3 separate regions of the Mus musculus genome follow, and all the other regions are linked to region 2. A link is a loop called in an ENCODE intact Hi-C map of the cell type or tissue named here. Cell type or tissue: heart. All regions are shown on one strand.

Region 1 (8,000 bases), 64 kb after region 2:
CAGCTACAGTGTACTCACATATAATAAAATAAAATAAATAAATCTTTTTTAAAAACCCATTAAGGACTGGAAAAATGACTCAGTGTTTAAGAGCACCGACTGCTCTTATGAAGATCCTGAGTTCAAATCCCAGCAACCACAAGGTGTTTCACAACCATCTGTAATGATATCTGATGCCCTCTTCTGGTGTGTCTGAAGACAGCTACAGTGTACTTACATATAATAATAAATAAATCTTTAGGGAGGAGTGAACAGGGCCAGAACGAGTGGGGTTGACCAGAGTGAGCAGAGGTCCTGAATTCAAATTCCCAGCAACACATGATGGCTCACAACCATCACTACAGCTACAGCATACTCATATATACATAAAATAAATAAATAAGTAAATAAATACTTCTTTAAAAAAATCAGCCGGGCATGGTGGCGCACCCCTTTAATCCCAGCACTTGGGAGGCAGAGGCAGGCGGATTTCTGAGTTCGAGGCCAGCCTGGTCCACAATGTGAGTTCCAGGACAGCCAGGGCTATACATAGAAACCCTGTCTCTAAAAACAAAACAAACAAACAAAAATCATTAAAAAGAAAGCACTAATCTAGGAAGAACTGCTTTCTGGAAGTCGATCTAGCCACAGGCAGAACCTGCCTACGCCAGCCATGTCAAGTGCTTTGTGAGACACTCAAATTTAGTCAGCAAATGTAGTGTCTAGAAGATATTCTTACTAGTGGGAAAGTCGAAAACAAAAACAAAACTAGTGGGAAAGTCTTTATTGTTTGTATTTTATTTCATTTTTGTGTTTCCAGACAAGTTCCCATGTAGTCTAGGCTAGCCTGAACCCTTCACATAGCAGAGGATGGCCATGAACCTCTTCTCCTCCTGCTTCCACTCCCCACAGGATGGGATAGCAGATGTGCACCAACAGGAAGAGGCGAGAGCATTGGAAGTCAGCCCCCATTATGGGAATTTGGATAGGGGGTTGTACGGGTAAACTTCCTAAGTTTATGAGGTTATTCCTCATAAAGATGAGACCTATAGGAGAGGAAGAGGAACCAGAAACTCGTGGTCCTGGAAGCCACAAGTATTGGGGATTTCTTAGGTGATTAAGTAATAAGTAGGGTGTGTCTGACCCGTCTAGGTGTGTAGCTTGTGTTTATAGCAATTGAGTTTTGAGTTCATTGTGCGAGCAGTTTGTGGGTTGAGAATTTGCTAATTTAAATCTGACTGATAAATTACAAGCCTCTAGAGTTTTGATTTTACCTGGTTCCTGGGATTTGTGACAGCTAGATGGGCAGTCGCTACATGAGGCTAGCCGCCAGGGCCAGAGAGACCGCTGGGGCCAGAGAGTAGCTGGCATTAGCGTGGGTTGGTGCTTTTTTATATTTCACGTAACAGAATGGCAAGCATGTCACCGACTGAGCGACCTCTGCCTCTTTCCCCCGGTTCTACATCCTATTATACAGCCCAGGCTGCTCTCAAACTCATGCTCCTTTTACATCAGCCTCCCAAGTGCTGGGATTATGGGTATGAACCACTGTGAACAAGCATAACAAAATTAGAAAGGAAAAAATATAAAATATATGGTATTAAAGGAGTCATGAAGAGCAGCTGAGGCTCAGCTCTGTGAAAGGCCATGGAAGGTCATTGGTGAAGGTGCAGCCTCAGTTGCAGTTGATGGTCCAGGACTGAAGGGATCATGCAAAGGAGTTGAGGCTTGGCTCCATGAAGAGAGCCCATAAGAGGCTATTGGTGAAGCCTAGTTGCAGTGGAAGACCCCATTGTATTGTAAATTCCAGTACCATAGATGGTCACCAAGAACAGCAGTGGCAATGGAGTGAATCAACCTGAGCTTAGAGTGCTTCAGAGGGCAGAGCTGGAGAAGTGATGCCAGCCCTTTGGAGGAACCCAGAAGATCATGTGTGGATCTAGACATTGAAACAAGAAGCTGTAACATTGAAGTCTATCTCCTGAAGAAAGCTGCTAACAGGGAGTGGAACCAGGCCAGAAGAAAGAAGTTTGTTGCAGGCAACAAAGATGAAAAGGGAGTTGGAGATCTGAAGACCGCTTTGACATCAGCCGTGGAGATGCAGTTTGGAGTTTGCCCAGCTGGAAAGTTTCCTGTCTTGATTTAGGGATTACAGTAAAGTGATTGGATAAATCTTAGAAGAGACCTTGAACTTTGGACTTTTAACATTGTTGAGACTGCTATAGACTATAGGGACTTTGGAAGTTCGACTAAATGTATTTTGCATTTTGCTATGTTTAGGTATGGCCACAATGGACACATATGTTTGAAGAAGCCTATGGGGGCCACAGAGTGAAATGTGATGGTTTGTATATACTCAGCTCATGGAGTGGCATTATTAAAAGGTGTGGCCCTGTTGGAGTTGGTGTGGCCTTTTTGGAGTAGGTGTGTCACTGTGGGTGTGGGCTTTAACACCCTCATCCTAACTGCCTGGAAACCAGTATTCTGCTAGCAGCCTTCAGATGAAGATGTAGAACTCTTAGCTTCACCTGCACCATGCCTGCCTGGATGCTGCTAAGTTCTGCCTTGATGATAATGGATTAAACCTCTGAACCTGTAAGCCAGCTCCAATTAAATGTTGTCCTTATAAGAGTTGCTTTGGTCATGGTGTCTGTTCACAGCAGTAAAACCCTAATTAAGACAGTTATCAAGCTTGATTAGTTCTTATTCAAAATCCAAATATGCTTAAAATAAAAATAATTTAAAAATACATTGTATGAAATTCTCAAGTAATAAAAATATATTAGAAAAAAAGAATAATAATTGTCCATGGAAGAGCTGAATCTTAGCAAAGACAAAACTAGACACTTTCAGCCAAACTAAGCAAAAGAAAGAGGAGACCTCTCTAAATTATTTGCGAGTGGAGATGAAAACTGGATGCCACATGGATACTCGTGAAATTCAGAGGGATCATCAGTGTCATGTTTAAAAAGTGGATCCCAAATTAGAAAATCGAGAAGAAAAGGAGACTTCTCTAGAATCACATGATCAAAGTTCCATCAGGAGGGTGTACACAGCTGGAGTTGTACACAGCTGGAGCTGACCAGTAATAGGCAAGGGCATGGGAGCAGGAGCAGTCTCTGGAATAAACAAACCTCCAAACTAGAGGAGCACACTCTGTCATTCAATCAGATGTTAAAAATTAACATAAAATAAAATTCCCATAAAATAGGTGGCTGGAGAGATGTCTCCATGGTTAATAGCAAATAAAGCTCTTCCGTAAGACCTGAGTTCCATTCTCAGCATGTGTGTGTAGGTGCACAGTGGTCTGTAACTCAAGTTCAAGGGAATATAGTGTTCTTTTCTGCTCTCCAGAAGCACTGGGCTGCCCTCTGTAAGCACAAGGCATGCACATGGTGCATTTACATTCATGCAGGCCAAACCCTCATATGCACAGATATAATAAATAAAAGAAACAAATTTCCTCATGAAATAGAACTGGAAAGAACACTTGCAAATTCATCTTATAACGCTAACTTCATTCTGATACCAAAAACTTGGTAAGAGCACAGCAATCAACCAACCAAGACCAAAACCAAACTAAAAAAACAAACAAACAAACAAAAAAAAAAACAAAATAACAAAACCAAACAACAACAACAAAAAAACTATTATGTAGAAATTTCCCAGAAATACACATAATTTAATATCATATTTCTAAAAAAAATAAAAAATATAGGGTGAACAAACTCTGCTTCATTCGAGGCATGCCAGGACAGTCCAACAATAAATGTAATTCAATACAGAAAGATTCGGGGAGAGAAATCGCATGGTCGTCTCAGTACACACTGAAAAGGCCTTTGACAAAATTTAATATTCTATTATGATAAAAGGCCTGAAGAAAATAGTGGCCATACCCCAACGCCACGGAGCTGCAGCAGCTTGCTTTCTGATGCTTTGATAAGTACCATGACCAAAAATGGCGTGGAGAACATATTGTGCCTTTTTCATCTTACAGGTTACAGTCCACTGGTTAGGAAGTCAATTCTGGAACCCAAACAGGGCAGTGGCTGAAGTGGGTACTGTGGAGGACAGCTGCTCTCTGGTTCTCTTTCTTATATGCCCAGACCCATCAGCCTAGCCCACAGTGGGCTGGGCTCTCCCACATCACTAAGCAATCAAGAAAATGCTCTCAGACTTGCCAACCGGTTAACTAAACGGAGGGAATTTTCAGTTGAGGTCACCTCTTTCTAGGTGTATCAGGTTGACAACAAAGATTAGCCATCTAGACTATATAAATTAACCTATAACCTATATATACTACATGGGAGAAACTGTAGATATGTTTTCTAAACAAGTAATGAAACAAGGGGGTCTACACTTCACTGTTATTCAATACGGTGCTTGAAATCTTGGCTACAGCAGTTAGGCCAAGGAAAGAAAGAAAACGGATTCAAACAGGTAAACCATTTACATGCTCAGGCCTAGACACTAGGATAACACCTAAGCACAGGAGGGCGTGGTCTGTGGCACGAGAACCCCCACAGGGGCGGGACTTCCGCCGCCGATACCCTGAGGGACAGGCCTGCTTAGGTGGTTCTGAGGCGCCCAGCCCTACCCCGCCCCGTAGCCACTCTACTCCATACGGGCGACACGGGAAATCATCCCCACAGCTCGCGCTCAGCCGCTCGGACTACAACACCCAGCAAGCCCTGCGGTCCCGCGTCTGACTTGCGCAGTAGCCTCCGTTGTAAAATGCTATGACAACAGGGCGAAGGCGGTTTGGATTCAGGCTGGAGTGGGGAGGTGTCTTCCGCAGGCTGTTGTCTTGCAGCCTCACCCCTCTTACAGTCTCCCTGGTGGTTTCATCCTCTCTGTGAGCATCCGGACTTGGAGTTTTTCTCTCTTGTCACTTGTGGCTTCCGAGGGATCCATGTCGTCTCCCCTGCTTGTCTCTGGGGGATGACAAGAGGGTGCAGGGGATCTTGGGACTCACTTCACCTCCGCGGAGCTTGTGTTGCTGCTTGGCAGGATTCTGTCTGCTTGGGAACGTGGAAAACTTCGAACACAAACAAGACCAAGAGGTACTAGTGGTGTTAAGTGTTGTTTTTCCTTGCACGGCTGTTACTTCTGTTCCAGCACTGGATTCTCATCCGGAGGGAAGTCTGTGGATAGTGGGTTCGTAGCAAGGCGAGTCAAAGCCCACTTGTTGGCATCAGGTAAGAAATATCCCAGAAATTAATCTCGGATGTATAAATGCATTGGCTATGCTTGGTCAACAGGACTAACGCTCAATGCCATGTAATGGTTCGGGAGATGTAGGATGATCTCTTAATTAGAAAGGAGGCTTGCATTCAAACAAACCGCTAACACGGCGTGGGTAGATCCTATAAACACCTTTGAGCGGGGAGTGATTTTTAAGGAGTCCATGTAGCAGTCACGTGGAGTAAGAGCTTCTTTCTCCTGTGACATTTCAACAGGTCTTGTGAGCAGAGCGTCAAATCGCTGCTCAGTCTGCGGCTGAAGTGGGAGCATGTTGATGCTCTCCAGTGCTGCCTGCAATAGGATTAATGGTTATCCTTTCTCTTTCCTTTGCAGACCACAGCAGTTTAGATGGACTAAGCTGATTTTATCAGCAGCTCCTCCCAAGCAAGGTCTGCATTTGCCTTTGATTTTTCTGTATAAACGTATAGATTATTTTTTGGTATCTCACATTGTCTTTAAACATCAAATTGTGTCTAATGTGTACACATATATACATACATCTCACTTTATACACACAAATTGAAAGATACTGGAGAGAAAGTGGGGTTTTTATCTTTTCTTCCTTTCTCTTATTTTTAAAAATTTATAATGTGGCCCAAAACAGGCCTGGAACTTTCTGTATATCCTAGGCCATCTTTAAGCATATCTTGCCTCAGGTTCCCAAATGTTGTTATTACAGGTGTGTACCACCATGGAATGTATTACTGTTTGCTAACATTCCAAGAGACAAGAAGTAACTTATTAGCAATAATTGAGATTGGGTTTTGTCTTTTCTTTGGTGATGGGTTAGAATGTTATAAGAATTAAGAACAAGAGACTTTATTTTGAAAACCATTTACAAGTTATTTGTAAGAGTTTAGGGATTTAAAAATTATGTATATTGGTTGTGGTTATACCTCCCACTTATGTTTATGCTATAGTTTTAAAAGTTGATTAGATTTTAATATTTTAATATTTCAGTGCATGTATGTTGTTGGGCATGGGTACCACAGTGAAGGTGTGGAGGTTAGAGGACAACTTGCAAGAGTCAGTTCTCTGGCACCATGTGGGTCCGGTCAGGCTTGGCAGCAAGCATCTTTGTTTGCCAAGCCATCTCACTGGTCCTATGGTATAGCTTCTTGATTGAAAGGCTCTTTGCAGGAAGAAAAAAATCTACTACCAGTACTGTACAGTTTTATGCCTTTCAGATACATAGGATGTCTCCTTGCTCAGAGTGTATGTGTGTACATGTGTACCACTGAACACTCCAATCCCTTCAGGTATTTTTGAAAAGTATTGAAATATATCAAGTTATTATAAAACATGTTTGCTGATTATAACATTTATAAGGTCTGGGGGTGTAGCTCTTTCAATACCCAGTAAGACACACACTCACCTGTATACACAGGTACTTGTGCGCGCGCGCGCGCGCACACACACACACACACACACACACACACACACACACACTTTCTGATCTGCCCTTTGGTTGTCCCAGTTGAAATTGTGTGCCTATAAGACCTTGCTGTCACACCTAGATGATCACCACCACTTCTATTTCCGCATTATTTTTACTGGGTTACAACTGACTTTTATTAAATGGTTGTAGTGGCTGAACACTGGCTAAGGAAGTGCATATCTTAGAGCACTGTATTTTCCCACCACCAAGATCAGTTGATGCTAGAGCATAAGGGCTTCTCTGAGGGTGTGCGGTTGAGACGTCACATTAGGAAGTGAACACAGGTCTATCTGACCACTACTCCTGTGCCTTTCACGTCAGCTGAAAACTCCAATACAAGCCCTTGTCATAATGGGTTTTTTTTTTTTTTTTTTTGGAGTGGTGGTTCAAGACAGGGTTTTTCTGTGTAGCTCCAGCTCTCCTGGAACTCACTCTGTAGACCAGGCTGGCCTCGAACTCAAAGATCTGCTTGCTTCTGCATCCACAGTGTTGAGATTAAAGGCATTCACCACCACTGCTTGGCTGTCATATTGCTTTCAAAGAAATATTTGTTTAATTTTACATGACTGTACCATTGTCCTGGACCAGACAACCCAATTGCTATTTCCTGAAATTTAATGACAGAAACATTATTTGGAGAAAGTTCCATATGTGAACAACAGCAGTTTTAGGACAACTTCCTGATTTCAGAGCCTGCCTCAGACTTTCGGGTTGTTCCCACTGCATTCTGTGGCCATTGATATTACTCAGTTCTACATGTGTGAGTCTGGTTTAGTGAGGGTTGAAACTGCCTGTCTCATACATAAAACTTAAGTATAAGTAAGTGACCACGTGGGCAGATTTCTTACCTTCTCTGTGGTCAGGGATAACCAAATAATGGTATCTTTGTGCTCTGTAGAGTAAAAAAAAATTTTCCTTTAAAATTACATTTATTGATTTATGGTGTGTGTGTGTGTGTGTGTGTGTGTGTGTGTAGAGGTCAGAGTATACCTTTGGAGTTGGTTCTCCTTCTACCATGTTGGTCCCAAGGATTGAACTCAGTTTGTCAGTTGGGGACCCACATACAGAAAGAGAGAACCAACTTCCACAAGTTGTCCTCTGTCCGCCACAGGTGTGCCATGGCGCAAGCCTCTCTCAAATGTGATAAAATATCCTTTAAAAAGAAAAACTAGTGATGTAGGTGTGGTGGAGGATTTTTGTAATCCCAGCCTTGAGAAAAACCAAGGCAAGAACATTCTGAGTTCACAGCCCGCCTTGTCACAGAGCAAGTTCTGGGCCAGCTCACGCAACATAGGAGACCTTGTCTCAAAAACCAAAAACCAGACAAAAAAGCAAAAGA
Region 2 (8,000 bases):
TTCTGTTTCCATAATTTGTCCATTTTGAGAGTGGAAGTTGAAGTCTCACATTTTTTTTAAAGATTTATTTATTATATGTAAATACACTGTAGGTGTCTTCAGACACCCCCAGAAGAGGGCATCAGATCTCATTACGGATGGTTGTAAGTCACCATGTGGTTGTGGGATTTGAACTCAGGGCCTTTGGAAGAGCAGACAGTGCTCTTAACCGCTGAGCCATCTCTCCAGTCCCTGGTCTCCCATTTTTTATTGTGTGAGGTGCAATGTGTGCTTTGAGCTTTAGTAAAGTTTCTTTTATGAATGTGGGTGCCCTTGCATTTGGAGCATAAATGTTCAGAATTGCGAGTTCTTCTTGGTAGATTTTTCCTTTGATGAGTATGAAGTGTCCTTCTTTATGCTTTTTGATAACTTTTGGTTGAAAGTTGATTTTTAAAAAAGATTTATTTATTATTATATCTAAGTACACTGTAGCTGTCTTCAGACACACCAGAAGAGGGCATCAGATCTCATTACGGATGGTTGTGAGCCACCATGTGGTTGATGGGATTTGAACTCAGGATCTTTGTAAGAGCAGTCGATGCTCTTAACCACTGAGCCATGTCTCCAGCCCCTGAAAGTTGATTTTATTCGATATTAGAATGGCTACTCCAGCTTGTTCCTTGGGACCATTTGCTTGGAAAATTGTTTTCCAACCCTTTATTCTGATCTGAGGTGGTGTCTGTCTTTGTCACTGAGGTGCATTTCCAGTATGCAGCAAAATGCTGGGTCCTGTTTATGTATCCAGTCTGTTAGTTTATGTTGAATTGAGTCCATTGATGTTAAGATATTAAGGAAAAGTGATTGTTACTTCCTGTTATTTTTGTTGTTAGAGGTGGAATTATGTTTGTGTGGCTATCTTCTTTTAGTTTGTTTTTTTTTTCAATTTTTTTTTTAAGATTTATTTATTATTATATGTAAGTACACTGTAGCTGTCTTCAGACACTCCAGAAGAGGGCGCCAGATCTTGTTACGGATGGTTATGAGCCACCATGTGGTTGCTGGGATTTGAACTCTGGACCTTCGGAAGAGCAGTCGGGTGCTCTTACCCACTGAGCCATCTCACCAGCCCCTTCTTTTAGGTTTGTTGAAAGATTACTTTTCTTGCTTTTTTTTTCTTTGCTTTTTCCTAGGGTGTAGTTTCCCTCCTTGTGTTAGTGTTTTCCATCTATTATACTTTGTAGGGCTGGATTTATGGAAATATATTATGTAAATTTGAGTTTTTCATGGAATGTCTTGTTTTCTCTGTCTATGGTAATTGAGAGTTTTGCCGGGTATAGTAGCCTGGGGCTGGCATTTGTGTTCTCTTACAAGTCTGTATGACATCTGCCCAGGATCTTCTAGCTTTCATAGTCTCTGGTAAGAAGTCTCGTTTAATTCTGATAGGTTTCCCTTTATATGTTACTTGACCTTTTCCCTTTACTGCTTTTTAATATTCTTTCTTTGTTTAGTGCATTTGGTGTTTTATTATGTGACAGAAAGAATTTCTTTTCTGGTCCAGTCTATTTGGAGTTCTGTAGGCTTCTTGTATGTTCATGGGCATCTTTTTTTTAGGCTAGGGAGCCACCATGTGGTCGCTGGGAGTTGAACTCAGGATCCCTGGAAGAGCAGTCAGTGCTTTTAACTGCTGAGCCATCTCTCCAGCCCCAGATACCGTTCTTATCTGTCGAGGCTTTAGGTTTAATCTCTATAGCCTTAAAGGAAACAAAACAAAACAAAACAAAACATTGCTTGTCCTATGAATGGGTACACAAAATAGGGATGAAATCCAGTAAACCATAGGTCAAAAAACGCTGAAAAAATGCTAAGGGAAAATAAAGCTGAGAAAGGGCATATGGAATACGAAAAGGAACTTTAAGTAGTGTAGTTTTCAGAAGAGTGACATTTGGAAGTGAGGAAGGTGTTCTGTAGACAATCAGGAAGAAGAGTATTCCAAGCAGGAAGACTTACAGATAACAAAGGACGTGTGGTAAAACAGTACGTAGTGCATCTCTAGAACAGTGAGAGCATAGTAGGAGATGACATCAAAGAGCTGAGCAGAGCTAAGTCATAAAGAACCTCCCGGGTAGCTCATGAGCAGGGTGGCATGATCCCGTGGCAGCAAGATCCCTCTGGCCACTGGGTTTTGAAAACAGATTTGAGTCATGGTGAGACTACAGGATCATCCAGGACTCAGCTTCAGAAACTGAGGGTTGAGACGCCAGATGGGGTCATGTAACTGAATGTGGGGGTTGGGAAAATTTCTGTCAACAGTAAAACATTTCAGGCCAAAACACTGATTCCGAATCAAATGTATTGAATCCCTCTGGAGCATTTTGGGCAGTACTCACCGGCACTGCAGCAAGTGATGTCACTGCAGCTTTGGCTCTGAACACAAAATATGTATTTTCTATTGTATATGGTGTCACCCATCAACACTAGTGAAAGTGAATGCTACCTGAAACACCTGAGCTTGAATTCTACACGATTTGATGTTAAGAGTGGCAGTGCTTATATAAGGTTTTCTGCTCTTATGGAAACATAACGTGATGGATTAATTATGGAGACAAAGGCTTTTAGTATTTTTCCACCGCCACTCCCCGGCACGTAAGTACCTAATATATCTTATGAGTGTACTGGTTTAGAATGTTTTGCTTTAAACGTTGGCATTTGAAGGGCTGAGGGCTGGCTCAGTAGTTAAAGGCACTTGCTGCTCTTGCAGAGGACCTGGGTTCATTTTGCAGCGCCCACGCAGTGCCTCACAGCTATCCATAATCCCAGTTTTGAGGACTCTGACGCCCTCTTCTGGCCTCTATGGGCACTAGGCACACACATGGAACACATGAAAGGAAACACTCTACCCACAAATAATTTTTTAAAGACCACATTAAATTTTTAAAATAATCTTTAAGAACAATTTTTTAAAAGCTGTGTGAGGTTGTATACTCCTGTAATCCCAGCACTTAAGTGGCTGAGGAGAGAGGAGGGTCAGGAGTTCAAAGTTCTCCTCAGCTGTGTAGTGAGTACTAGGTCAGCCTACATGAAGCTTGTGTCCCTGCCAAAGGATGTGCTGATTCCAGTTTTCTTTCTTGATTGAAATGAACCTTGTCTTGGGATTAGGACAGAATTTCCAACATTCTGAAAATCACTAAGCATACTTCTGTGAGTTTATCCTGTGAGCTTATGTAAAATGGTACTCTCAGCATTGACAACTATAAAAGTGAAAGAGAAAAATCACCTCTGAAAAATGTGGAAGATGCAGGCTGGTGAGATGGCTCAGCAGTAAAGGCACCTACCACCAAGCTGACGACCTGAGTTCCATTCCCAGAACCCATTTGGTGGAAGGAGAGAACTGACTCCTGCAAGTTGTCCTCTGACCTCCACACATAAATCAAGGCATACAAGTGCTTACACACACACACACACACACACACACACACACACGCACAGAACTGTGTTGAAGATACTCTGTGCCCTGCATTATTAAATATTCAGCTGAGATTATTTATGTAAAAATAAACAAGCACATCCATCTCAGTGTGAAATTAGCTTTCATATTCTAAAATGGTAAAATTCTATATATACAAATAATAGATTTAAAGTAAATTTATGATTTAATTATTCACTATCAACTTCTCCCTCTCAAAACCCCTTTATGCAACCTCAGATATATACATAATATAATATAGATATAATATAGGGTGGCTTCAAGCTTATAGAGGAATTGGAACATCTTGATCCTCCTGCTTCTACCTCCTGAATGCTGGAATTAGAGATGTGTACCACCAGGCCAGGTTTGTATAGTACTGGGGATTAAATTCAGGGGTCTCTGAATGCTAAAGAGAGCCCTTCACCATCTGAGCTACACCCACAGTCTGTTTCCTTTTTCAATTCAGTTTAAAAAAAATTGTGTGTATTTCATGAGTGTTTGCGAGTATGGGCCTGGGGAGAGCCAGAGGGATGGGGTGCTCTCGAAGTGGAGTTACATGTAGTTGTGAGCTGCCATGAGGAAACAAACCCAAGTCCTCTGTAAAGTAGTCAGTGTTCTTAACTGCTGAGCCATTTCTCCAGATCTCCTTTTTAAATTAAATATTGCATTTATTTATTTTATTCTTTTTTTTTTTTTAGACATTCTTGTATAGTCAAGATGGTCTCAAAATTCACTATATAGCAATGATGGTCTTGAACCCCTGATCATCTTTGCTGCACATCTCAAGTGTTTGGATAACAGGAGTGTGCCACCATACCTGGCCATTTTTTTCTTCTAAAATCGCCCTATTTATTTCATACCATGTAAATTAGCTGGAAGGTCAGGGGTCTGAATTTGCTCTGGTCAACTAAAACTCAGAATTATTACACCATTTCTATTTCCCTCTACCATCATGAAATGAAGCCCTTTGAGCCTCATACAGATCCCGACCTCCCCACACAAACACCCCAGCCTCTGCGGACCAGCTCCTTGCACGGGTCCGCGTTGTGCACGCTGGGAGTTGTAGTTCGCTTCCCTTCTCTCCCTACGAGCAGGGTGTCAGTCGCAGGAGCGCCTCCAGCGGCGAGCATGTTTGGTGGCGTGGAGTGCGGGAAGAAGGCAGGATCGTCTCCTAGCAACGGGGTTGCAGCGACGTCACCGTGGCGGGTTCTTAGCTCTGAGACTAGGTGGAACCGCCAGAGCGCTTTCCAGCCTCTGGGTAAGACGTGGTCCTCCACCTTGCGCTGCCAGTCCTGCCCCATCTGGTCTCGAGCTGCCTTACGGGAGTTTTCGTCGGTGCGGCCCGCCGGCCTTGGCCTTGGCCTTGGCGGGACGATGCTGGAGTCTATTCGCGTAACGGGTGAGTGTAGGCACTGCTGGCCCAAGTGGCGCGGCTGCAGCGGGTGGAGACCGTTGGGTCTGGGACTCGGAAGACCAGGTGCAGTCGCACAGCCCTAGCCCAGCAGAGGTGAGGGGCAAGAGCTGTGCAATCTAGAGAGTGTAGAGTCCAATACGATTCCAGAGCATTTTAGGTGTGTAGTAAGGTGTTATATTTTCTAGAATGTTCAGAAAAAAAAAAAATCAGCTGTGAAAACACATCTCTACATTTCAGTGTATGTTGTGTATTTTTGTTTGCATTTATTAGCAAACATTTTGAATTGATGTTATTAATAAGAGCAGGTGTTTAGATCCAAGGTTGGAAAGTTTGTCTTTCATTTTTGAATAGATATGCATATTAGCCCTATTTAAATCTTTAATAATATTAAACAGTTCCAGAGTCATTTTCCTAGCATTTGATTCTGCATGAAAACATTTCTGCAGGACAGATACCAAAACAACGGAATAAAGGGAAATAGCTAATTCCCACAGTAGAGTCAAAAATAAGCCTAGAACTTTTAGCTTCAGGCTATTGCAGTACCCAGTAGACCAATTTTCCAAATTAGTTGTTTTGAACCCCTGACCCTCCTGCCTCAGTCTCCCCAGTGCTAAGATATGGACATCAATAGCTAAAACCATTCTTTAAGTTAGCATACAAAGTAAGAGGTTTCATTATGGTACTTTGAAACTCCTTTCATTATATGTTATTGCAGAACTTTTTAAACTGAAAAACTAAATTATTTTTAAGTGAAACTACTTTCTCATCTTAATTTTTTTACACTGTTTGCTGTTCAGTGTTATAAAACACAGAACCTACTGTTGTGCGATTGCGATAACCTACAGACTATTCCACTGTTATGTTGACAGGAGACATGCAGTTATAAAAGCCAAGATCTTAGAGGCCACTTAAATTGGCATTAGGCTTTTTAAAATTGTGATTTGATGTAGATATAACTCTTTCACCTTAAAACACATTATCAGAGGCAGACGCAGGTGAGCTTAGTCAGCCTGGTCTACAGAAGTTCCAGACCAGCCACTGATACCCTGTCTCTAAAAACAAACAAACAAAACTCCCAAAACAATACAATGTCAAAACGTTGCTTTAAAACATCAAGCCTGGCAGAAGAGTGGCAAATATGAGGATGACTCAGTGGTCCGTGTGCATGCAGCTGCGTAGTCGGGCTGATGGGATACTTGCTTACTAGAGACCAGGATCGAACAGGAGATGCCAGAAAGAAATGCATTCTTATGTACACTAACAAAGGTAATGAAAACTTCCGGTCCGTTTTATGATATAGAACAAGGCCTCTCAGCCACAGCAGTTTAATATTGAAGGAGTTAATTCTTTATTGTGAGCGACTGTTTTAACACACAGAGAATTGTGACAACCAAAAATGCCCTGTGGGTGGCAAAATACTCTCCCTATCATCCAGTTAAAATCATTGCCTGCAAGACAATAGATTCTGTTGCCACGTGAGTCACTGGGTTTAGAAACTACACCAATTAAAATTATTTTCCCCCAAACTGAAAGTCATTGTGGTGAGAGAATGATTAAAATATTAGTATGGCATATGATTAAAATATAGTATTAGGAAACAGATATGTTGAGAGTCTGCAGTACAGACTGTATTCCTATAGAGCCAGGGGTTTGCAGATGGATTCTTTTTAAACTGAACACCTACTCTTGTTAAATCAGTTCTTTCACCAGAATTTAATGGACTACAAGTGGCAGACCTTCGTGGTCGTGCATTTTCTGATGTAGGTAACTTGGCAGTGAAACACTAGCATTAGGGAAACTTGTTTCTGGTATTTTTAAACATTCACCATTGTTACAAAGCGATTATTAGTATTAGTATTGTTAATTTATTATATAGGCTCTCCTGTTGTGTAGGCTTCGTGCTGACATATCTGTCAATCAATAAATGGGACAACCAGAACCTTTATGGAGAGTGTAGCTGAGAAACAGATCTGTACTATCCAGACTTCCCCTCACTCTGCAGTGTCTCAGATGCCCCTGCCCCTTTCTTGCCAGTAGAACTTGATTGCAATAAGAACACTGATGAAAATGTGGACCTTTTTTCTTTTTGCTTTGAAAGAGCAATATATATGCCAGCCTGGTGGCACAGGCCTGGAACCCTAGCTACTGGGAAGCTGCAGCAGGGAGATGCAAGTTCAGGTCTTCCTGGCTAACTTAAGTGAGTGCCTGTCCCAAAATACATGTCTGGGGGACTGGGGATGGCCCAGCTGAGAGCGTGCTCGCCTAGCATGCAAGCACCCTGCTTCTGGTGCCCAGTGCCAGCTAATCCAGGTGTGGTAGTGCACACTTAAAACCCTACCACCCAAGATGTGGAGGGAGAGAATCAGAAGTTCAAGTATGGTAAAAAACTATAAATGTAGACTAAAGTGGCAATTTACATTCCAAAACTGAAGCAGTTGTTTGTAAAATCACTTTGTATGGTACCCGAGTTTTACTTAGTCATGACGTTCTGTGATCTAGACATGACATCCTCGTGAAACTGCTAACAGGAGGGTGAGGTGACACAGAAGTGAAAGTTATTAAAAAAAAAAGAATGTTGCTTAGAAATGGCATCAAGTCAGAAAAGGTTTATTTTCTTTCCTCTCTCACTCCTCCCTCTGTCCCTTGTCCCTTTGTCCCTTTCTTTCCTGTTTTTTTTCTGCATGGTACAGAGTGGCCTCTTGGCTTAGTCTCCTGAGTGCTGGCATTACAGGTTGCAACACCACATCTAGTTCTAGCTCATCTCTTATAACTCTCTCTCCTCACCAATTCCACCCCTTCTCCCTCCCCTCTCCTTCTTCTCCTCCCCTCCTTCTTCCTCCCCTCTTCCCCTCCCTCTCTCTCCCCTTCTCCACTCCCTCCCCCTTCTCTTCTCCTCTCCCTCTTCTCCCCCTCCTTTCCCCCTCTATCTCCTCCATCCTCATCCCCCCCTCTCCTCACTTTGTAGCTGTGACTGCTGCAGAGCTCACAGCCGTCCTGTCTCCAGGATCTCATAAGGACCACAGCTAGCTACTTCAGTGTCTCATGTCTTTCTGGGATGACGTTCTTTTCCATCAAGCCTCAGGCAAGCAGCTCTGCATGGTGGGTGCACCTGTAATCTCAGGATTTGGAAGATCAGGGGTT
Region 3 (8,000 bases), 82 kb before region 2:
AGTGGCACATATACCTTGATGGCAACCAATGGCTGTGTAATTGTACACACAACTCTTTGACAAGGATACCTTCACTTGTACTGGAAACCTAGCTAACTACTAAGTGCTGGTGAAACCATGGTTTTTGGAGGAGAATCTACAACCACTAGTTAAGGTTACATGTGATTCTTCAAGGCACATGTTACAGCAGGCAGGTGTAAGCTTTTGCGGTTAGGCTATTATGGGCAATGACCCATTTAGTTTCCACTCTTTCTTCCCTTTTTTTGTTGTTTTGATTTTCCTTCTAGACAGGGTTTCTTTGTGTAGCCCTTGACTGTCTATCCTCCAACAAGCTCTGTAGACTGGGCTAGTCTCAAACTCACAGAGATCTGCCCTCCTATGCCTCACAAGTAGTGGAATTGAAAGTGTGTACCACCACCACTCCGTTCCATGTCTCCCTTTTACAAAGGCTTTGGGCCCTTTCCAGTTATGTCTGACAATAACCAATACAGTGAATCACTAAATAAATCACTTTTTAATAATTGGTCTTTTCTACCATATTCTACTTCAGGAGCAAGTGTGGAGGCCAGGGAACAACTAGAGGGGTTCTCTTCTTCCACTGTCTTGGTCCCACAGATTAAACTCAGGTTGCTAGGGTTGCCGTCAGGCACCTTGGCTTGCTGAGCCAGCCCAAGATACATTTCTCACCAAGTTTTACTCTTTAACTACTTTAAATGTGTAGAAAAGCATTATTAATAATAAGTGCTATAATTCCATATAGAATTTTCAACATTTAAAATATGAAAGTTTCTTATATATTTTACTCAAAAAAATAAAATACATTATTATACAACTGTGTGAGAAAACGGAATAGAGGAGAGCAAGTAAGTCTATAGGCTTTGCTCATTCACTTTAAAAGTTTCCACTTTCGGGCTGGAGAGATGGCTCAGCGGTTAAGAGCAGTGACTGCTCTTCCAGAGGTCCTGAGTTCAAATCCCAGCAACCACATGGTGGCTCATAACCATCCATAATGAGATCTGATGCCCTCTTTTCTGGTGTGTACTTACATATAATAAATAAATAAATATTTAAAAAAATAAAAATTTCCACTTTCAATTATGCATACCTGAGGATCGATTCCCCTGGAGCTGGAGATAGGTTGTGAGCTACCTCATGTGGGTGTTACGACTTGAACTCAGGACTCTGCAAGAGCAGTATGTGTTCTTAACCACTGAGCCACCTCTCTATCACCATCCATGTCATTTTTAAATAGATGTTGGGACAGTCAAATCGCAACTGTACTTAAATTCTTTTTAGTTTGGTCAAAAAAATTAACATTTAAATATGGGGAACATGAAGTGTTAATCTTCCCCAAATGATGAGATTACAGCTACATGAATTATGTTGAACTGTGAAAATCCTTATTAGCTCTTTTGACAGAGGCTTTCGGTCTCTAGCCCAGGCTGCCCTCTGACACACTGGCTGTCTCAGCAACCACACACTTAGACTGATGTGAAATTCCATTATCAAAATGAAAATCAGAGAGGTAGTAGATTGCCTCTTAGGGCTTAGTCTCTTGACAGTATAAATTCTTTTAGGAATTAGAGATCTCTGACTAGAGGCCTTTGCAGTCTCCTTACCAGCTGAGGTTGGTGATCCCTGACTGTCTCATGGAACAGTTGTGCAATTTCCCACACTGCAATTCCCCTGCCTCAAGCTGGTTCCTACCATTTTATGGACCTGGAAGAGGAGGGCCTACAGAGCCTTCCACACCTGCTTGGCCCTCATGACTCCTAACTCTGGGTATCCAGTTCTTAGTAAAGGGTGGCGGCCGAGTTCTGGTCTATGCCTCTTTCTTACCCGGCACCCCACATTCACCTCCCGCCCTACAGCCCCCCTTCATCAGTATTTTGGAGGTTCCCTTTCCTTTTGGTTCTCTCAGCCCCGTATCAGCAATTTCTCCTTCCAGACACATCCTTCCTTCACTGTTTGGCCTGTAAACTCCAGATAGACCCCCCTGTTAGCATTCTGTCTAAACTTGCCCCACACTTACCTGGCAATAGCCAGGTATGCTCCTCCCCAGTTACCTGACAACAGCTGTCCCACTATGAAAGGGGCTGCTTGCCCCTCCTCTCTCTCTTACCCCTGCTTTTTTCTCTCTTGCCCTCCTGTGTTCTTCCCTTCCCCTCACTCCACATGGTCATGGCCAGCCTCTACTTCTCTACTCTCTCCCTCTCGCTGCCTTTCTTTGCCTCTACTACTCTCTTAATTCCCCTCCCCATGCCCTGAATAAACTCTATTCTATACAATACCAGTTGTGTGGCTGGTCCTTCCGGGAGGGGGATGCCTTGGCATGGGCCGGCTGAGGCATCCCCTTCCCCCATACCTCACCACACCCCCATAGAACATATCTTAATTCTTCTTTACCTTTTTATAATCACAGCATTGGTGCCGAGACTTGGATCTAGAAACTCTGCAGTTTGCATCCCATTTCAGCCACCACAAGAGATCCACACTCACTGGTAACCCCCTCCCCCCCCCATCCCCCACTGGTCAGAGCAAACCCGTCATGGTCCCAGGGGGAGAGTTCTTGAGCTCAGAGCTACGCCTCTGCTGCCCTGACCCCCATTTTAGGACTTTGCCCCTTGTGTGAGATTTCCCTCTCCTTGGAGACAGTTTCTTTCTCAGAAATTCCCAGCCAAGGTGAACTGGTCTCTGGCTCAAGAGCACAGGCTCTGAGCCTTGGCTCCCGGCCCACAGGTGATGACCTGGCAGTCTGGCCTGTGCTAGAATCTCTCTCGGGTTATTAATGCCCTCAGGACGCTGGTAGTAGCAGTTAATAATGCTATTCTCTCGCCCAGGGGTCACTCTTCGCCACCTCTGTCCCTATTTAATGGGACGTCTTGGTCTAAAATAATATGTCTACATCCCCGCTAAACTAGCACTTTCTCGCTAAAGACCTGTAGCTCAGACTTTCCCCTCGCCCCAGCCCTCAGTTGCTGGCTCTCACTCCCACTGTGGCAGCAGGTTCTGCCGGTTCAAGCGGGTCTGGCTCTGGCCCCCTGCCAGGGACTCTGCTGCCCTTCCCCTCTTCTTGCTCTCTGCGACAGTCTCACCCGGACTGGCAGTTGCACTCGGCTCTCTCAGCCTGCGTGCACTCTGCTGGTCTCTGCCTTCCTCACTCGTGGCCTGCTGCACACCAGTTAGGGACCCTACTTGCTGTCCTCCCCACTCTGCTCCTTTACTCTCAGTTCGTGGTGGGAAAAGCCCGTTGCTTCCTGCCAGAGGTCCCGTCTGTGAGACTTGCTGTCCCATGTGCACAACCACCTGCTGGCCCCTGCCAAAGCCGTTTTCCTGCACACGCGAGCCCCTTTCTCCCTTCCTCTTTCCCTCTCTGTCTAGGACTTATAAAGGCTAGCGGTGGGGTGCACCCCAACTACGTTGCTACGACACGCTCTTTCAGGAGCTGCCTTTCCCCGCCCACTGTGGACTCTGGGCCGTGACTTCTGGCTGCTGGTAGGAATCCCCGCCCCTCAAAGGCACAGACTCACAGGCCTGACCTGCGGTGCCTCTGCCTCAACTGCCACTGGCCCATTGCACAGTTCTGCCCCAACCCACCGGCCCGGGGAGCCACAGGTCTGCCGGCCTTGCTGTGCAGCTACAGCCACCATGGCTTAACGCCCCAGCCAGCGATATGTGGGCCACTGTGCAGCTACAGCCACCAACGCCAAGGCCCTGCCACCCAGAACCACTGCCACCTACTGGCTGCTGTGAGACTCACAGACCTCTACCACGGGAACTGCTGCCATCCAGCCTCCGCCATGTGGGCTATGCAGCACAAACGGCCCAAGCACTTATCTATCCATGCTCCCACACCCCTGGCCTGTTGTCATGGCCTGAACCTGCCTGGACAAACTCATTTCTGTCACCACCATCTTATGCCACTGTGCCAGCTTTCTTATTCTAGTCCTAGCCAAATATTCCTTTGCTAATACAAAATATACTTTACCTACACAACCTGTCAAAGTTACCTAAAGTTATCATTCCTATCCTGTCTGAATATATTTACTACTGTCTTAGTCAGGCTTCCTATTCCTGCACAAACATCATGACCAAGAAGCACTTGGGGAGGAAAGGGTTTATTTAGCTTACTCTTCCACATTGCTGTTCATCACCAAAGAAAGGCAGGACTGGAACTCAAGCAGGTCAGAAAGCAGGAGCTGATGTAGAGGCCATGGAGGGATGTTCTTTACTGGCTTGCTTCCCCTGGCTTGCTCAGCCTGCTCTCTTATAGAACCAAGACTACCAGCCCAAGAGTGTTACCACCCACAAGGGGCCTTTCCCCCTTGATCACTAATTGAGAAAATGCCTTACAGTTGGATCTCATGGAGGCATTTCCTCAACTGAAGCTCCTTTCTCTGTGATAACTCCAGCTGTGTCAAGTTGACACAAAACTAGCCAGTACACTCATGTTATCGATTTAACTGATAAGCTATAGGAAACCCACTCAGATCTGCCTCTCATGGACCAAATAGGCTCCATCCAGACAAGTACATCTGCCTAACCTATTCCAGAGGATGAGATTCCCCTGGGTTTCAAATGTACATCTTAAGAAAAAAAAATTCTTTCTTCCAAAAGTACTTAATCTCTCTCTATAATAAATATATTGTGTTTGAGCATCTTGTCAAGTCCAGGCGCTCACTACATCCAGGACAGCTCCAGAGAAGCAGCCTCCAGATGCTCCATCTCCTGTCTCAGACACAGACGCTTCTCCTGGACCTGTTCCTTCTGACCCGTCCTCAGATGGCTCCACAGACCCTGGACAAGGAAGCAGCCCACTCTCCTGAGACTGGGCAAACATCCCCACATCCATCCCTCTAGGTTCCCGAGAGACAACGTCACCCCAGTGTCAGCAGGAAGCAGCCAGATATCACAACGACCCTATTTCCGCTTTGCCATCACATCTTTCTAATCTTTCTTTTTTAGTTAAACCAAAATGGGGAGAATGTTAGCACTCTGTCTAAATTCCCCCTCCCTTCCCCCCTCTCTCCACGTGGACATGGTCAGCCTCCACTTCTCTACTCTCTCCCTCTCTCTGCCTTTCTCTGCCTCTACTAGCCTCTTAACTCCCCTCCCTATGCCCTGAATAAGCTCTATTCTATACTACACTGTCATGTGGCTGGTCCCTCAGGGGAGGGGGATGCCTTGGCATGGGCCCGTTGAGGCACTCCTTCCCCCACACCTCACCACACCCCCACAGAACATATTCATAGACCTCTTTATCTTTTTATAACCACAACATCCCAACCACACGGTCCCACAGCCAGTTCTGCACTTGGCTCACTGTTTACTCAATTCTTCATTCTGACTTGACTCATTTTTAAAGTTTTCCCAAGTCCATTACAAAATATCCAATGCAAATATTCAATACAATGAAAATATTCTCAAAACCATATGAGCTAGCCCAGAAGTACAGCCTAGTATCAATGCAAATCCCTCCCCTTCCCCATTGAGAACTAAGGTGGTCCTTCCATATTTTCATCAACTGTCAATGTAACTGTATACTGCACTTTCATGTGGACAGCACATCCCAATTTTTTTTTTTTAATTGAACAAGTCGATTTATTCAGTTGTGTTAGGCATTTGCAATGGTGACTTCAACCTCAGCTCCTGGCTCAATACTGATGGAAGAAATCTGCTTAACAATCTCAGTAGGACTATGTAAATCATAGTCGCTTGTGGATCCTCATCTGGAAACGATCCCATGTCTTGGAACCTTCACCACAAGGTGTTTTTCTGGCAGTGATTCTCAAAGTCTTGGTAGGTGTGCACACCGGTCCTTTCACTTTCAGATTCTTTTCCTCTGCACCTCTGATCAAGTCCGTACCAACCTTCTCCAGCGAGCGGCTGGTGAGCGTGATTCGAATTTGGTGAATCGCCACTTGGGTATCTTTAAATGCCATGGCGGAGGTGCGGCTTCCTGACTGACTTATTCCTCAGCAAAATCGAACAGAGGTGAGTCAGGACGGAGCAGACTGGCCTGAGCTCTGCAGCATACACCACCAGGTCTCAGAAAGGCCCTAATTTCTTTTCTTTTTTTTTCCCCTTCTTTCTTTTTTTTTTTTATTAGTTATTTTCCTCGTTTACATTTCCAATGCTATCCCAAAAGTCCCCCATACCCACCCCCACAAGCCCCTACCCACCCACTCCCCCTTTTTGGCCCTGGCGTTTCTAATTTCTTATTATTGGTTTGTAGATGATTTGACTTTGCATCTTTATGGATTCTCAGGTATTAACCTTTCAAAGCACGCAGAACCAGTTACATTAAGAAAGCTGCTTTCTATCCTAAGAGTGGTCATTTATATTTGTTTTCTGTTAATTTATTACTTTTACATTTGCTGGATCTCTGGATTTTTGTTTGTGACTTTGCACGTACTGGTAATATTATTTACCCAGGCTAAATATTCTTTTACTCATTAATTTGAGAACTATCACAGTATAATAGTGAAACATGTGGATTCTGGAACAGAACACAGGCTTACATAGGTCAGTCACTTGCAATGTTGTTCCAGAATTGTTAGTTTACTGTTTCATTAGGTTGGTAAAATAACACATTAACACCAAGGATAGCCTCACTACACGATAGATACATGCTCAATAACAGCCAGTCTTTTATATTTTGCACATCAATTCTTTTATTATGTCATAAATATTAACCTTTTGTGTTTACCTTTATCTACAGATATCTGTAAGAACGGAGCTTTATAATATATTAGTATCTGTTACCATATTACACATAGTAATGGATTGTATCATATTTTCATACATGGCCTCTCTTTCACACATACACACACACACACACACACAAATAAATATATAAATTGAATTTTTCTACTCGGGTGATTTTTAGATTATTTCATTAACCATTAAAAGGAATGACATATATTGTAAACTTCTAAAACTGAATTTTATATATAAACTGAGACAACCTTTAAGGGGTACTATATAACAAGCAGTGTGTACAGGACACTTACATATAGAAGACTGTACATGTCTGTAAAGACTATTTGCACAGTCTATGCTGTGAAAAGTACAAAGGGAAGCCTGAGAACAGGAGAAGATATCTGTGTAACGTCTTTGTGCTCTCCAGCTGTTGCAAATGTGAGCCAACAGCCTTGTACAAAGAACCACCTCATCGCTCCTTTCACCTCGCGCCTGCCTGTTCTAGCTGCTGACCACTCAGTCTCACCCATCACCTCCTCAAATGTGCACCCATCATCACATTCTGCTGAAACCCCCAGAAAGGGTCCTTCACATACCTGCTCATGTAACACCAACCCCAAGAACATTCAGCAAGACAGAGACTGGGCTAGATATGAAGATATGGATGGCCTAGTGTCAGCACAATGCCCCCCACACAACCAGGACATACACAGCAATACATCACACAGAGAATTTCTTAAATAACTGATGCTTTTGACAATTTACAATTATTTATTTATGTCATAAAATACTTTTATAATATACATAAGAAAATCCACATTTAAATGAGTAAGAAATATAATGGCAAGTGATAGACTTAGTGTTTATAAATGAAACCATCAATAATTAAGTCAGAGAAGAAATACAAACTATTTAAAAACTGAAGCCATGCATTCAATATCTTTAAATTTCAAGGAGGCATTGGGCTTTTAAAGGTAACACGTAGCTTACTGTATTTTTCAGTGATCTCAGAACAGAGTTGTAGAAAGTGTCATAGATAAACATGAAAGGACCTCAGACAGGAACTCTGGGAAGCAAAGGAGTAGCCCCAGCAGCTTGGTACAGGCTCTTATGCACGTGCTCTTCAACTTACATTTGTCCTTATTGTAAGAGAAAAGCTAATGTTAATATGAGGACTCTAAGCCATATGGAAAGAACTCTTTAGTAAAGCCTGAGCACTGTGAGAAGGTGCCCCACACTGCACACGTAGGGTCAGAGTGAGCACTAGCTGTGTGACTCTTAACCCTTCAGCATAGACT

Evidence for each region. A loop is a pair of places that touch in the nucleus more often than their neighbours do. Peaks named below come from ENCODE experiments on the same cell type or tissue, not always from the same donor. Only the 100,000 strongest peaks of a DNase experiment are listed, where the experiment ranks them.
Region 1: a loop joins it to region 2, with 5 times the contacts of the local background. A loop is called at or near these places in 8 of 42 quality-filtered maps.
Region 3: a loop joins it to region 2, with 2.1 times the contacts of the local background. A loop is called at or near these places in 3 of 42 quality-filtered maps.

Annotation. Positions count from the first base shown.
Region 1 is chr9:22,471,014-22,479,013 of GRCm38, forward strand. It overlaps Bbs9 (Bardet-Biedl syndrome 9 (human)), which reads left to right and starts at 4,702. Exons shown (of 23, transcript NM_001360259.1): 1 at 4,702-5,042. In heart, no CTCF peak of the experiment used is centred here; a DNase peak (open chromatin) is centred at 4,648; H3K4me3 peaks cover 1,545 bases; H3K27ac peaks cover 1,452 bases.
Region 2 is chr9:22,406,906-22,414,905 of GRCm38, forward strand. 9530077C05Rik (RIKEN cDNA 9530077C05 gene) reads left to right here and starts at 4,642. Exons shown (of 7, transcript NM_026739.3): 1 at 4,642-4,844. The coding sequence starts at 4,820. In heart, CTCF peaks have their summits at 1,613 (motif pointing left), 2,873 and 4,560; a DNase peak (open chromatin) is centred at 4,566; H3K4me3 peaks cover 891 bases; H3K27ac peaks cover 594 bases.
Region 3 is chr9:22,324,559-22,332,558 of GRCm38, forward strand. Anln (anillin, actin binding protein) reads right to left here. Exons shown (of 24, transcript NM_028390.3): 24 at 6,656-8,000. It also overlaps the pseudogene Gm6607. Among named protein-coding and RNA genes, the nearest start is that of Zfp810, 21 kb to the left of the region's middle. In heart, no CTCF peak of the experiment used is centred here; a DNase peak (open chromatin) is centred at 3,463; H3K4me3 peaks cover 1,471 bases; H3K27ac peaks cover 1,319 bases.